Regions from separate parts of the Mus musculus genome. Here region 1 is linked to region 2. A link is a loop called in an ENCODE intact Hi-C map of the cell type or tissue named here. Cell type or tissue: heart. All regions are shown on one strand. Each heading gives the region's core, and the rest is flanking DNA. Links, peaks and the distances in the headings are about the cores only.

Region 1 (8,340 bases), core at 276-8,275, 490 kb before region 2:
CCTGTGTGTGGTCATGACCCCCTTTAGTGTACTTGTACCTACATTAGTGGTTTGTTCTGGATGGGTGGAGTTAGCCCAGGGCTTCTCATACGAAACTCTGATTTCCATTCCTATTGCAAATCTGTATTTCTAAATTTGCATCATTGCATTATTTTCCTTCCAAAAGTTTCCCCAAATTTTGTGAGCTTCAGGCTTTAGAAAATGTACGTGCTTGCTGAGTTGGATAGTTAACTTGTCTGTATGTATTTCTCACAAGATTTTAGTTTTACATGAACCCAGACAGTATTTGTATTCTTTCATTGTCCAGCATTTCTTCAGGAAATGCTTGGTAAATGGATGAATCACACAGATTTGGATTTGAGTCTGGGAGTGTTTCCTTTCATTAACTCATGTGCTATCAACAGCAACTTTGTTGCAAAAGAATTTAAAAAAAAATCTTTGTTATTTTATTTTATTTATTCAAAAGTAAATCTTTGTTATTTTATTTTAAAAAGCAAAAAGTATCTATCAGCAGAGTTTCAAGTTTAGCTCTCATTCCTGTCAAAGAATGTACGTTTTGCAAAAAAAAAAAAAAATCACATCAGTTCTTTTATATTTTGTTTTTTCCTTTATTTTTTTTTCTTGGATTAGAATGGAAAAGGGTTATTAAAAGAACACATTCAACAAGCTTTGTAGATTCTATGAGTCCCCAAAGGCTAATGAATCTTGAAGTAACTGCAGTGGTCAGCTTTGGCACTTCTTAAAGCTTTTATAGAGGACCCCTACACCTCACCTTCATTTCTCAGGGTGACTTCATAATGTCCTCTTCTTCTGCCGGTTGATGTATGTTGACACTTTGGTGTAAGTTGATAGCTGGCCAGCCATACATGATACCTGTTCAAGGAGCTGAACAAAACATAACAAGTTTGTTAAATTCACTAAGTTATTTCACTTTGAAATGTTTTGACTAAGGCTAACATTTAATATTTTTCTATTTAACTAGTTATATTTGTAACATTTTGGGTCTGTGTTACTTGTGGTCTCCTTCTGCAGCTCAGGCTGGCCTTAAGGCCCCTGGTGGTACTTTTGCCTCATCTGCTGAAGTTCGGAGATTACAAGATGAATCATCTCCACACCTGCTTAAATAGTTTTTAAAAAGAATACTTTTTTTTTTTAGTCCTTAAGTCAGTTCCAAAGTATTTTTTAAAACACAAAACCATTACATTTGCCACTTACTGACCACAGAAATGAATAATTTAAGCACAATTTTGAAGTTTTGACCAATCTCATAAATATTTTAACTATCGAAGAAATTGACTTTTTGGTTAATCTTTCAGTTGGTTGTAAATCATGTAGTAAAATATACTCAAGAAATCAACTCAAAATAACATAAAAAATAAATGGCTTTGTGGAGAAGTTCCTGCTAATTCAGCTTTAACTGGCAATAAAATAGGATTCCAGAATCAGGGCAAAGTTCTAGGAAGCAGCCTTGCCATTAAATGACACTCTGTCATGTGTCTTGAAATTTCCATCAGCACCTACTACCACAACTCATCTCCCCACTTCTCCTCTTCCATCGTCATCTAACCAAGTTTAAAAAATCATGTACTGCTAGTTACTGCTTACATCCAAATCATATCCATCCATTCCCCACCCCCACAGTTTCCATGGGAACACTGTTGGTGCTTTATTCTGAAGTTACTGGAGCATCAGTCATTTTTCTTGGTAAAATAGTTCGGAGGTTTGTCACCTATCACAGTGGTTTTATTCAAGTAGAAAATTTCAGGAAGTGTAGACTCCTTTTATCCTCCTGGAGATACTCCCACCATGAAGGTGTTCTGGGAAGTAACGTATCTAGACTCGGGAACAAAAGGTAGAAGATGGTGTTCCTGTAGCCTTGGGTTTTGATTACCCAAGTATTTGGGAAGATCTTACACTTATTTTTTTTAAGTTCCAAGATGCAAGCTTGTTTTCAGCCCTTTGATTCTAAAATGCTGGTGTTTGACAACATGTGGTTAGTAATCGTGAGCTCTCTAACTGCCTCACATCCTCCAGATAAATACACTCTGAAATGAAAGGTTTCTGCTTTCAGCGGCTTGCTGCCGCTCACTCCTAGCTGGCTGAGCAGTGGCCCCTCCTGGGAAAGTGGAGTTATTCCAGCCGGCTCTGGGGCCACTTTCCCTTCACTCTGAATGGCCCAGGCCGGCTGCAGTGCTTTTCACAGAGTCATAATCTTTCCTGGGGTTCTGCTGTTTGGCACAAATACCACACTATGTGGTATTTGCTGGAAAGCTATCAAAGGTGTCTGGACACTAAAGGTTTAAGAGTAAAGAATGATGCTAGTACTGTTGAGCTATCTTAACAATTGCACCTATCTTACAGAGTTTGATTCTTAATCCAACGAAAATTAAAGTAGGATGGAAGCGATTCTTAAGACGATTTAAAATGAACATCTTTGCCCCGTTTTCCCTTCCCACCCATGTGTGACAGGTGTACTCTGGATTTCACCTTTGTTTAAATCGTGGCAGCCAGAGAACACAGGGAAAGCTGTGGACAGCCACGGGTCTGTTAGTATTAACTCCAGGAAGCGAAAAGGAAGGAGCCAAATCACTCTGAAAGTGGGATAGCTGTAGAATATTGATCGTTGGTGCGAGCTGTTTCTCGACCACAACTCTATACCATCAGTAAAAGAGCAGGCTAAGTTGGCCACAACTGTGTGTGTGTTGATGACAGCATCTGTCTCTATGTGGAGACCATTGTGAATCACTCCTTGGTGCAGATCACTCTGGTCTCTGACTATTCCTTAGAGTTCTCCACCTGGATCCAGGAACGCTAGGATTCACTAGCAATTCTCAGAAAGTCTAATGGGTGTGGGAGGGGGCTGGTATTACTGAACTAAGGGTCTGCACTACAGTTCTACGGCCCCAACCCCCCCCCCCCCCCGCGCATCTGACTTGTACCCATCCACACCGTAGACATGTTACTCTCTATGGTGAACTATGGCTCCTCAGTTCTTTTAAAACTTAAGCTGTAGTAAGAGATACGTGTGCTTGGGAAGAAGCTAGAGTATTTTTTTTAATGGAGATGGGAAATCCAACAGTCATGCTATTTAGCACGGGAAGGCAGACACATGCTCAAGTGGCAGATGTACGAAGTGCAAGCTGTCCATGCTTGAAGTTCACAGAACCCTTCCTGGGTACCTCAAATTCCCTTCCACTCCAGGCTGCACCTTCGCTCTTAGTGCCAGAGGGAAACTTCCCTAAAGCAAGAGAGAAATGAACTCTGAACCCTTCTGGGAAATAGCAACTGTTCCTTCCCCCTCACCGGGGCTCCAGGTCTCCAGAGCTTTCATTATGGGGCAGGTGCTACGGTTGCAAAGTTTTCTCCATCCCTCCCCCCGCCCCAACACACACACACACACACACACACACACACGCGCGCGCGCGCGCGCGCGAGCAGCCCCCCTACCGCCCCCCCCCCCTTTTCAAGGCTTGGATCAGCCCCGCAGCCTGCCAGGGACTGCGAGCACCAGGGTCGCCTTCCTGCCTTCCTGGCCTCTCCAGACTGCTCTGTTCTGTCCCGCGGCGGCTGCGACTTTGTCAGCGAAGCTTCCAGCGACCCCTGTCGGGAGTTCCCGGCAGCCGCTGGGCTCCGCCGCCCCTAGGCTGGCCCAGCTGCCAGAAGAAAGGGGCTGAGCCGTGATCGCCCAGCTCAGGCTCCTCCCGGTGGCGTGTCTGCGCCTCGGGGTGGGGGTGTGGTGGGGAAAGAGGGAGGGGGCGAGGCGAGGGGGAGGGTGCGAAGGAGGCGCCTGCGTCCAACTTGCGGGCAATTGAAAAAGAGCCGGCTAGGACTTCCCCAAAACTTGTGGGAACTCCGGGCCGCGCCGGCAGCAGGAGCGGAACGCAGCGCAGCGGCGGCAGCTGCCGGGAGATGCGAGCATAGACCGGACTGTGAGCACCTTTCCCTCTTCGGGCTGTAAGGGAGCGAGACAGCCACCGGAGCGAGGCCACTCCAGAGCCGGCAGCGGCAGGACCCGGGACACAAGAGTAGCCCCGAGACACCCCCAGACGTAGCGGGCGCTCCAGGTGATCGAGTCCACGCCGCTCCCTGCAGGCGACAGGCGACGCCCCCGCGCAGCCCGGCCACTGGCTCTTCCCTCCCGGGACAAACTTTTCTGCAAGCCCTTGGACCAAACTTGTCGCGCGTCACCGTCGCCCAGCCGGGTCCGCGTAGAGCGCTCATCTTTAGCGAGATGTCTGAGCGCAAAGAAGGCAGAGGCAAGGGGAAGGGCAAGAAGAAGGACCGGGGATCCCGCGGGAAGCCCGCGCCCGCCGAAGGCGACCCGAGCCCAGGTGAGTGCCAGCCGCTCCGCTGCTCCCAGGCGGGCACCTAGCCGCGTCCCGTGTGTCCTCGCGCAGCTCTCTTGGCGCCCAACCGGGTCCCCGAACTGCCGTGCCGGCGCCGCCTCCACCTGGTGCCCGTGCGCTGTGCGCACCCCGAGATTGCTGGCCGTTCCTCCCGGGTCCTCTGGGTCTGCCGTGCGTCGCGCTCCCGGGCTCTGATCTCGGACCCCACGTTGGTCGCGGAGCCCAGCCCCGGAGTGCGGCTCCGATTGCGGGATCTCTACCGGCTGCGCGTGCCCTTCGGTCTGAGGGCTTTGAGCGGGCCCCGTCTGCCCTCTAGCGAGAGAAGCGGGAACCGGCTCCGGGTCCGAGAGCCTGCGTCCCGCCGCTTGGGCCCGGGCTGCGCAGAGGGTGGTCGGGGAAAGGGTGGCGTGGGCGCCCGGGCGTCGGCGCGGTGGGCGGAGGGAAACGGTGGACAGCCGCCGTGCGAGCCTAGGATCGCCCTGATTGAGTGCGGTGATAGGGAAACCCAGAGCAACTGAAAGGGATTCCTAAAGGTCAGCGAAGCACGCAGAACCCGGCCCGGTGCCAAGATTCAGGTCGGCTCTGAATAAATTTGGCTTTAGCTGTTCAAGCTTTCAGGACTACTCTGATAAAGATGACTAGATTAGTTTCCCAAGAGACACCAGAAAGGAACAATTTACCCCAATTTTTGAACCCCATTGCTTACGGGTTATATATAGAATGAAGGGGGGGAGGTTAAGGTTTTTCCCCCCCCACCATCAGAGCGCAATGTAAATGACAGTGCCACCCTAGATATCCCTAGGAAAGGCTATTTCACTGACTTGGTCAGAGGAGGCATGAAAGGTTGCCTGTGACCAAAACTTGTTAAAGAGTCGCTAAAGAGATGCTTCAGGGGTGGTGCATGAGAGGGTCTTTACCCTCCTTCTGCAGTCCCCTACGGTTGATCTGGATGCCTTGTGTCTTTTAGAGCATTCCCCACACACATATTATGAAGTAGTTCAGGGAAATTACCCACACTTGTGCAGTCTGTGTCTAAAGGAGATAAGCAGAAGCATCTGCTCCGCGCAGGAAGAAAACAAACCGCGTTTTCTTAGTGGGCTCCTTGGACTCGCTCAGCGTTTCAGAACCTGGATTGTTGGCAGAGACCCTAAGCAAGGTTTAGAACAAAACAGAAACTGAACAGAGAGTAATTGTTTAGCCACTGGCCGCCCGTTCTTGTGCCTGCATAAAAGGCACTGCTGATCAGTTTTCACCTTAATTACCTCGCATGAGCCTTCCTGAAGGTAGAGGGATGTTTTCCTAATATATACTGTGTATTTTGGAGATTAACTACAACATTTTTCTCAACAAAGTATGAAACGGGGATCTGGAGTCACCATAGTATTTAAAGAGACTCAGAACTGTAAAGATATAAAGAACTTTCTGTTTCCCTTGTCACCACTTGTGCCTTTTATTTACTTCAATTGCTTGCACGGGCTGCTTACATCAGTGGTTCTCAACCTGTGGGTCGCGACCCTTTTGGCAGGCTAAAGGACTCTTTCGCTGGAGATTCATAATAGTAACAAAATTATAGTTACTAAGTAGCAACAAATATGACTTTATGGCTTAAGGACCTGAATCAAAGGGTTCAAGAATTAGGAAGGGTTGAAAATTGTCCTAGATGCTCTCCTGAGTTAAGATGGGGTGGTGGTCTGATTAGCGACCCTTTCGATGGCACTCTTCTCTCTCAACAAGGGCTAAGTCTACAACATACCTCGGATGTTTTAGTGAAGGCAGTGGTTCAGGTGGGGAGAGGTTAGGAGAAGTCTCAGGGCTGTCTGCAGTCCTGACTCACCAGGTGGGCATCTGTCTCAGGACTACCTAATGTTCTTAGAGGAGTCTAGAGTTTCTTTGCTTGGCTCCCTTGAGTCTTTGTAGTCAGTCCCTCCACTGTGACTCTCTCTAAACCAGACTCAATGATATTTCTTTCCCCATTTTCCCAGAAAAAAAAATTGGGGTAAAGTTGTCTGTGTGCTGGATTTTAGTTTGTTTCCTGTCATGATATGATTGGGGGTGGGGGTGGGGTGGTACAGAGAGACACTTTGCTCCCTCCAGAGAACTTTTTACACACACCTTTAGAACACCATCAACAGATTAAACCAGATTAAGAGTATTTAGTCATTTGATTTGCAAATGGTCCCCTTGAAGTTTGCATTATGTAGAAATACAGGGCATTAGATAGTCCTGCTTAGGGTATGGTGTTTCTGCCTTTGCTTTGTCACGTTTCCTTCTAATGGTAAGTCCCAGTCTGGTTTTCCTTATTGAAGAGGATAAATAGCTAATAGCCTTGGTGATATGTGGGGTAAATCCATACTCGTTCTGGATCTTTCCTCTGGCCTGTGGGTCCATGGAATTGTCAGTAGCCTTCATATTTGCCACGTAGCCAAATTTAGGATTTACAAGGACAACCATCTCTTGAACTGTTCCTGGGATGGTGACCTTCAGCACAAAGTGTCAACCTTTCCTTAAAACAACCACTGAAGTTCTGAGCATGTCAGCTTTAACACAGCAGAGATAACTGAGGGGGCTTAGCCCTGCTGTGTACTTAATCAAATGCATAGGCATGTTGGTGGGAACTCTTCTGGAGAAAAAGACCTTTTAATCTGCTGTATCAACTGGTCTAGCTGATGGGTCTTACAGACCTGGTTATGTTTCCTATCTACATTTTGATGTAATTAACAAATACTGGACTGCACACTGTTGTGGCTGCAGAAGTTCATTAGAATTATCTACTCTCTAATGATGACTATTATAAGTCCCATATCCTTGAGGTCATAGATTCTTCTTTGCACAAAATAAGCAACTTCAGCAAAATCCTGGGCTTTGAGTCACAGATCCATGTATGGAGGGTCCCATAATGTCCTGAGCCTCTTGCAAGCTGGCCCTCCCAGATCCTGCCTCTGACTGATTCATTCAGCTTAGCATTTTCCTCTAGAAGCCTGAATTACAAAACCAGTTTTTCCATTTAGCCTGTCAATTGCCCAGTTAACTTGAGACCTTCCTTAAGATTACTGATGTGTTTCATATTCTGTACAGTATTGTTTTTGTTATTGTCTTGACTCTTAAATGGCCTGTAACAAATCTGTTATTGTCCCTGTTTCAGGTCTAGAACTATTATGTGCTACTTTTTTTATGCATGATGGGAAGGGTATTTGTGAGTGGAAACCCTAAGAAACTTAGTATCACTAATAGTTAGACACTGGCTGTGCACGCCTCAAATGATATCATCCACCTGTTTCCTTAACTAAATGGCTCCAAAGGCTGAAGTGCCTGTAAACATTCTTGGAAATAAAGTGGCCTGTCACTAACAGGGCAGTCTGTGTTTACAGAAGGAGAAGGAATGTCCAATGATCTGTTTCAACCTGGTTACTTGTAACTGCTTACATTATGTAATTATTAAAAACATTAAAGATTATTTACAGAACAAAAATGGACTTGTTTTGAAGAAGTAAAAAAGCAGGAAGAGTGAGGGAAGGAAGCTTGGATACTGCTCTAATATTTACAGAATGATAATGGTACTAATGAGAATGAGGAGACTATATATGTCCTTATATATGCACATGTGTCTATGTATATATGTACATGTGTCTATGTATAAATGCACACGTGTATATGTGCTTGTATAGCACATGTGTCTATGTATATATGCACATGTGTATATGTGCCTGTATATGTACATGTGTCTATTATATGTGCACATGTGTATATGTGCTTGTATATGCACATGTGTTTATGTAGATATAATATTAGAAAGTCTTGGGCTATCATCTGAACAGTAAATATATTTCCAGTATCCTCAATCCTTTTCTACTAAGAGCAATGAAGATTACTGTACCTTAATTAATGGAGATACTGTTAATGTTCCAGGCAGTGTATTACATGCATTGTATGTATATTATATTATTTTTTAAAACAGAGGATACGAAAGCATCCTAACATTAGGCAGAACTAAGTC
Region 2 (8,340 bases), core at 23-8,022:
GGCTCTTTCCCACAATCAGGCTTGTCTGAGTTCATTTTGTCTCCTGATCCTGGATCCTCTTTAAAGATGAAATGGGATTTCAAATTTTATTGTTGGGTTTGGTAAGAAAAGGGGGGGAGGAGCTTATAATATAAATAGTCAAATTTCTAATTTTGTAAGGAAGAAAAGTCACAGTTTGGTCAGCTAATTTTAGGTTGGAAGAACATTTTTGAATAAGAGAAGGAATTATCTCCCAAATCTTCTCCAAATTTATACAAAAAAAATATAGAACTATTCTTATATAAAGGCTATATAGTCTATACATGTGAGATACCATATGTAGCTTATCACATATAGCTGGTTTGGAGTAGAGTTCAAAGTTATATCATGGCTTGTTATGACTGAATCTTTTGAGGAAAGCCCCTCTCCTCTTGTTTTTATGACATCGCCTGTGTTAACATTCTGGCGCTGGCTAACAAATTCTCCACCTGTGATAAAAGCTTCACTTGACATTTTATGGTGACATGCCACTGAAGGACTTAAAGCGGACACCATAGAGTTTCCAACTAGCTTTCTCTAGAGGCTGCTACACATTTCCAAGTTAAAGAGTAGCTGTGGCGAAGACACAGATTTTTATCTGTAAAGTTTTCCTTTTTACCTAAAACTCCCATCTTACAGTGTTGGTCCAAAGGTATTTCTAACATTGAAGAAGACAGAGACTAAGTTAATCTCCATAGATAGTTTTCATGCAGAAAGGACTCCCTTCAGTCTTTCCTCGTGTTTATATTCAGCCAATTACCACAAACGAAATAAATTTTACTTTAAGAAAAATAATCCATCTATTTCTAGAGCATTGGATGATTTTTTTAAACAGTGCATGAGATTCCATTTTCAATATCAATTGGATAAATTTAACTGATCTTTGGAATTTCTTTGAACAGAAAATGACGCAAAAGCCCAGCTCTTAGATCTAAGCATCCTCATGTGTGAAAATCCAGGTAAAGTGTGCCAGGTCCCACCAAAGCCCACCAAGCTTAGAGTCGACCTGGCTGTGTTGTCAGCGAATGATCCTTTTGTGAGAAGACACACAATGGTGTCAAATCACAGAATCACAAGAACAGCCCCTCAGTCTGCCCTCAGCTCAGTCAGGAAAAGTGTGGAAAACTAAATTTTAAAATAATAACAATAAACAGGATTTTAGACCCAGAGTGTTCACTTTTCCAACTCTTCAAATTTCTGAAGTCATTCTTTGTTCTCTCCAAGCTACCTGCAAACCTGTTCTCAAAGACAAGATTTGTCACTTGTTAGAAAAGATGTTATTTGATAGCACATACTTTGCTGGGCTGGGTTATTTTAAAAAAATATATAATAATTCCATTGTATGCTATCCTTATCAGCACAGGAGAGACTCTTTTCTTACAGCAAGTACTTCTGTGTTTGAAATGTTAGAACTGCTAAGTACACCCTTAATGCTTCAAGCTACCAGATGCTAGAGCCTGCCTTACCTGCCCAGGCATGTTGTCTGAATTGAGGTCACAGTTTGGCAAATAACATTCCACACATTTTTTCTCTCCTACTGAATTAAAAGGGGCAGCTTGAGTTTCTCTGAATGCCATTGGTTAAGAAGTCTGACTCAGACACCTAGAGAGCTCTCCAGAGCCAGAATGGAGTGACTCGCTACTCACATGACTGGTGGGAGGTAGAAAGCCATCTCTCCTACCATTCTGTACCCTGGCCACGTTAGCCAGCATGAGTCAACTCTTGAAACCTGAAGGTGAATGTTCTACTTGACCTTTGATTTGGGGAGAGTGGCATGACTTCAAATGCTGTCTGTTTATTAATTAACAGAGAGGACTGAATTCCACAATCTGGGAAGTAACATTTGAAACTTTTTTTTTTAATTCACTTTACATCCTGATCACTGCCCACCTCTGGTCAGCCCCTTCCACAATCCTTCCACCATCCCCTTCCCCTCTAAGTGAATACTGCACCCACCCCCCACCCCCGTAACCCCCTACCCCGGGCACTTTGAGTCTCTGCAGGGCTAGACACAATCTCTCTCACTGTACCTAGACAAGACAGCCTAGCTAGTAGAACATATCCCACCCGCCGACAGGCAACAGCTTTTGGGAGAGCCCCTGCTCCAGTTGCTACACATGTGCAAGAAGGCCTAGGTCCAGCCTATGTATCCTCTCTGGTTAGTAGTTCAGTCCCTGGGAACCCTAAAGGTCTAGGTTAGTTGACTGTTAGTCTTCCTGTGAGTACCCCTTGGGGCCCACAGTCCTTTCTACTTGAAACCAAAACTTTAACAGAGTAAAACTTTCCTAATTCTCTTATATAGCCTGACTTGTTTGAGTTTTTCTTTACTTTGGATGAGATTAAGATATGTTATGGCTTGAGGTTTTGGTTTTTTTTCTTCTTCTTTCCCAAGACTTACTGGCCATTTGAAAGTAATTTTTTTTTCTTTATCAGACACATATTTAGAAAAATCATTAAATAATTACTAATGGAAAGTCTATTTCACACTTGTGAAGCGATTCCTTTGAAAGCTATTGTGCTGTAAATCATTTCAAATCTGTGATAACCAGAATCTAAAAAGAATGACTATGTGAGGTGCTCACCTAGGTACCGTCTTTCTCAAGAAAATAAATAAAGGATAATATCATTCTTTCATATACAGATGTTTGACTTACATGGAAGATTCTCCTATTAAGACTATTATGAGCTCAACGATGCAGGTAACACTTCAACCATGCATTCTTAGGAAAGCAACACAATTCATGGTGGAATATTGATAGCTTACCCTCAGGATGGCATGGCTGACTGTAGCTCACTGCTGTTGCCCAAGACAAGGGTATCAAAGAATATATTACAAGCCCAGGAAAAGGTCAAAATTCAAAGTATAATTTCCCTGAACGACTAATCCCTTTAGCATGACCATAAAGCACAAAACTTTAAGTTGAACCATATGTTGAACCATTAATACCATAGGAATGAGCAAAACTGAAGGAAATAGGAAGAGAAATGTTAGGATAAATTATGTTATTGGAAGGAAAATAGAACTGGTTGAAAACTGTTGAAGGTGGGTAAACACGGCCCTCATGAAAGCATCAGCATGTCTGGGGTCCAAGATGAGTTAGTTTATGTCATAAGAATCAAAAGCAAATGAGTTTATTCTTACTTCCTAAATTGTATGCAAGTATTTTTGCCTCCAACAGTCGCCCCCAAAAGACAACCGAATAAGAAAACTGTCATTTAAACCCAAAATGATTTTGTCATTGCCATCCTATCCAACCTCCTTTCAAAGCCACGCTTAATCCTGCTTGTTGACACGTGCATTTAAGTTCTCCTGGAGTCACTCATGAAGACGTTGTGTAATTCAGTTTGGTAAAAAGGATTTTTAGTTATTTATGTAAAACATGATTGACATTTTATTGTAAGACCTTGTTCTTTTGCTAGAGTTCGACACTTACCATGCTTACAGGAGGGATTGCTTTCAAGGCTGTCCTTAAATAGGGTTTTTTGTTGCTTCCTTTTAGCATAATTGTTGCACTTGTTGCTACATTTAACATGTACCCGAACAAATGGGATTAGCAACTTTCTTGATGGTGTTCTTTTTAGTGATGGCCATTCACTAACATCTTTCTTTAGTTAACTAGTATTTAACTGGTGACTAAATATTCAGTTAAAATAATTCTGATAGGCTCATAATGCCATCTAGTGGACAATCTTTAAAATACCACCCCCTGCCCCCCACCCCCAGCCATTTTAATTTTCTAATCATCAATATGCTCTTTAATCTGGACAATGGCTTCATTTAGAAGGATGGGTTAGGATCCCTAAACTCTCTGACAAGTCTATGTAGCATTTCTAACATTGATACCATCCTAAGGGAAAGAAACACACAGCATCAAGTACTTCTGGTTCCTCATCTGTTCAATGGTGTCACCAATGCTGTTAGGAAGTTACAAAGTAGGAATCCAATGTGCAATGTTCGTGTTCGTTGGTTCTCTGATCACCATGGTTTTATATAGAAGTCTTTTATAGCTACTTTGTGATGGTAGAGAAGTGCCATCATGCTCTCTATGGGAGAATTAAGGTTAATGAGAACACAATGGCACTGTCAGCCAAGAACCTGCAGAATGCCCAAACTCAGCCATGGTTTCTCAAAGGTAAAAGTCCTGGCCTTGGCTGTCCACAGACTGGTAGTGATACCTCGTGAGGTAGGAGAGCTTCTCTCAAAGGCACAGATGACTGAACATACGCTCACATGTTAATGTGACTCACAACTTCAGTATGTGTATCTCAACAGATGCTAGGAAACACGTCCTAAAATTCAACACTTGTTTTTTGAGTAGGCAGCAAAATGATGACGTCATAAGCATGTAGACAAGAACACTGCCGTAATTATAAAGCCCCGTGATGTCATCAAATTACTTCCAGTAAGATGGAGCGCATTTCTGCCATTATCACCATTAATTCAGCCCACGTACCTGCATTCTGATATGATATAGATTTACTGTGCTGGACAGATGGTAAAATGGTTAAGAATGCTTGCTGTACTGCATAAGACATGGAATTGGATCACAACATCCAAGTCAAGTGATTGTCCAGCACCAGGGCATCCCAGGCCTTTCCTGACCTCCACAAGCACTTAGATCTGTACCCATTCACACACACACACACACACACACACACACACAAGAATATAAGAAAATAGATCGTTAAAGAACACATAGACTTAATAGACATAATGATTATTGGACAAAAGTAACCTGAAAAACCTGTAAACATTAAGAGCTTATACAGTAGATAGAAATATATATAAATATATATGTATGTGTGTATATATATAAATAATGCTCTATGAAGTAGGAAAAAGAAAAAAGAAAAAGTAATTAGAAATAGCTGAAAATATTTACAAATAAGGCAAATCAGAAATACACAGGTTTTATGAGTAAGAGTTGAATTTTATTGAATGGCTCTTATGATCTATTAAGATGACTATCATATATATATATCATATATATATGCCTGTTACCTAAGCACATGCAATTTTAAAGTTAAATGTTATGAAAACTGAAAATGAGTCAGAAATATTTCCAACAATATATTTGAAATGCTCTCTTAAATAAACCTTCATTTACATGCCAAACTTGGTTCAATTTCTTTGTTGCTTCTTAATTGATATTCTCATTATTCAGGACATGTGTCTCACCTAGAGTAATACATAAATTATGGTTATTACCTTATTAACTTTTAAATTATTTTCTGCACTTTTGTGAGACCGAGAGACATGAGAATATGAACTCTGTTTTTCTAAGCAAGGACATGTTTTAGAAAGCAATATGCTTAATAAATACTAATTAGCAATGGGACAATTGAGGCAGATCCTCCAGTAATCATCGCCTCACTGAAACCCAGATCTAAGCAGCTAATTGGCCACCAAATGACCAAGTAGAGAACACATTGCCTGGGTTCAATGAGTACAGCAAAGAAGGAAACTGCATCAAAGAAGGGGTTGCCCATGTTATCCTTTTTCCAGCTATAAGCAATATGATGTGATAGAAGATGTCTCCTGCTTTAGGGATGAAAAAGGAATTAAATCTAGACCTTACACTTGAATTCCAGGATCTGGCCTGCTACAGTGAGTGCCAAGCAGAGACCCATGTCCCCTGCCTCTTGTACAGTGACTATGGACAACGTCTCTGGAACCTGATTAGGCAGATATCCTGGGGACTGCTTCCGGGACCCTTTCTCTCAGGCAGCAGAGGAAGCAAAATTCCTTCTACTGGGGAACAGAGGAGGATAACTGACACATGGGCTTTGCCTTGAAGGTCAGAGCCAACCCTGATGACTTGTGATCTGGTACTAGCTATGAACTAGAGGCCTGACAGACAAAACTTCCAGATCTTTCCAATATTATATATAAAGACTTACGGTATCAGTGGAGTTAACTCATGGCCTATATCACTGTCAATATTAGAGTTGGCTGGAGGGATCAGTGGATTGCATAGATCCTTCATCTGTAAGAGTCAGGTGAAACCCAGAATAACCAAGGAAGTGTCTCTATACCCCGCGTCAGGAAATATAACCATTCATCCTCAAGCTGACCCTCACATATGGAGACTCTGGCTCTGAGCAGGCAGCAGTATTCTAGGAGGAGAGACCCAGGCTTTGAATCACATCACTGCCAACTGAAACTGAAGTGCCAGTCTCAGGACTTAATACACCATCTGTAGTACTGAAGTGGCAAAAGTGACTTGTTCATAACTTCTGGAACTCAAGCAAAAAACAATGAAGCTAGATGATGCATAGTACAATATGTAATCCTGGAATGTTCAGATGGCATCATGAAATAGGCATCAAGAGCTTTCATATAATGTAATAATCAAAATAAGGTAATACTAGAAGTTGATCATATAGCAATGAGCATGGGTGAGTTTTCAGTGATGTGTTGGGTTAAGCTCTTTACAAGAACACTCAGTTCTTCTTGACTTTCATGTGTTTCACAAATTGCATCTTATATCTTGAGTATTCTAAGTTTCTGGGCTAATATCCACTTATCAGTGAATACATATCATGTGAGTTCTTTTGTGATTGGGTTACCTCACTCAGGATGATGCCCTCCAGGTCCATCCATTTGGCTAGGAATTTCATAAATTCATTCTTTTTAATAGCTGAGTAGTGCTCCATTGTGTAAATGTACCACATTTTCTATATCCATTCCTCTGTTGAGGGGCATCTTTCCAGCTTCTGGCTATTATAAATAAGGCTGCTATGAACATAGTGGAGCATGTGTCCTTCTTACCAGTTGGAACATCTTCTGGATATATGCCCAGGAGAGGTATTGCTGGATCCTCCAGTAGTGCTATGTCCAATTTTCTGAGGAACTGCCAGACTGATTTCCAGAGTGGTTGTACAAGCTTGCAATCCCACCAACAATGGAGGAGTGTTCCTCTTTCTCCACATCCACGCCAGCATCTGCTGTCACCTGAATTTTTGATCTTAGCCATTCTGACTGGTGTGAGGTGGAATCTCAGGGTTGTTGTGATTTGCATTTCTCTGATGATTAAGGATGCTGAACTCAGAAGAATGAAGACCAAAGAGTGGATACTTTGCTCCTTCTTAGAATTGGGAACAAAACACACATGGAAGGAGTTACAAAAACAAAGTTTGGAGCAGAGATGAAAGGATGGACCATCTAGAGACTGCCATACCCGGGGATCCATCCCATACCAAACGCTGGCACCATTGCATACCCTAGCAAGATTTTGCTGAAAGGACCCGGATATAGCTGTCACTTGTGAGACTATGCCGGGGCCTAGCAAACACAGAAGTGGATGCTCACAGTCAGCTATTGGATGGATCACAGGGCCCCCAATGGAGGAGCTAGAGAAAGTAACCAAGGAGCTAAAGGGATCTGCAACCCTATAGGTGGAACAACATTATGAACTATCCAGTACCCCCCACCCCCCCAGAGCTCATGTCTCTAGCTGCATATATATCAGAAGATAGCCTAGTCGGCCATCAGTGGAAAGAGAGGCCCATTGGTCATGCAAACTTTATATGCCTCGATACAGGGGAACACCAGGGCCAAGAAGTGGGAGTCGGTGGGGGAGGGTATGGGGGACTTTTGGGATAGCATTGGAAATATAAATGAAATAAATACCTAATTTTTAAAAAAAGAACACTCAGGAAGCTTTGAGAAAAACACAGAATGACTCAGGAGTCTCACAAAAACTTAGGAGCTGAAACGGAGAAACAAAAATCTATGAGCTAGAAAATATACTAAGTGAAATTTTGAATGTAATAGAGAGTATCAATAGCAAAATAAAGAAATAGAATTAATAAGCTCCACAAGAAACTTTTAAAATTTTTCTTGATACAAAGAGCTATCAGTCTATTTCATATATTTCAAAGAAGATGCTACCTTAGAGCCACAAAAGGATCAAAAGTCACTACCCAGAGTCAACCAACAGACCCCATAATATATAATCAAGTCCCAAATGTAGGAAGTAAAGGATAGGCTCTAAGAGAAAGGGCTTCCAGGGAAATGCCTAGCTCAGTGTGTAATGGTGGCTTTCCCCCAAGTATGATGGCATAAGGTCAATCTCAGGTCCCACGGGGTAAAAGGAAAGATCTGACTTTTCAAAATTATTCTCTGACTTCTGCATTCATACACACAGATAACTAAATACATTAGAAAGGAAAAAGGAACAGGAAAGAATGAACAAGCAACAGCTACTGCGCGAAAAGGACTTTCCTTACCATAGAGTAATTTGCAGTAATGTTACATGTTAGGAGAAAGTAGCATGGAATTTTTATAGTATGAAAGAAATGGGAAAAGGGCCAACCAAC

What was found. Peaks named below come from ENCODE experiments on the same cell type or tissue, not always from the same donor. Only the 100,000 strongest peaks of a DNase experiment are listed, where the experiment ranks them.
Region 1: it touches region 2 in a loop (9-fold over the local background); 21 of 42 quality-filtered maps call a loop at or near these places.

What each region holds. Positions count from the first base shown.
Region 1 is chr8:32,005,001-32,013,340 of GRCm38, reverse strand. It overlaps Gm26578 (a long non-coding RNA gene), which reads right to left and starts at 3,400. Exons shown (of 3, transcript XR_870305.3): 1 at 773-3,400. It also overlaps a transcript of Nrg1 not described here. In heart, for the core only: CTCF peaks have their summits at 3,621 and 4,670; a DNase peak (open chromatin) is centred at 3,670; H3K4me3 peaks cover 3,455 bases; H3K27ac peaks cover 2,391 bases.
Region 2 is chr8:31,514,444-31,522,783 of GRCm38, reverse strand. No RefSeq gene overlaps it. Among named protein-coding and RNA genes, the nearest start is that of 7420700N18Rik, 150 kb to the right of the region's middle. In heart, for the core only: a CTCF peak has its summit at 3,679 (motif pointing left); no DNase peak of the experiment used is centred there.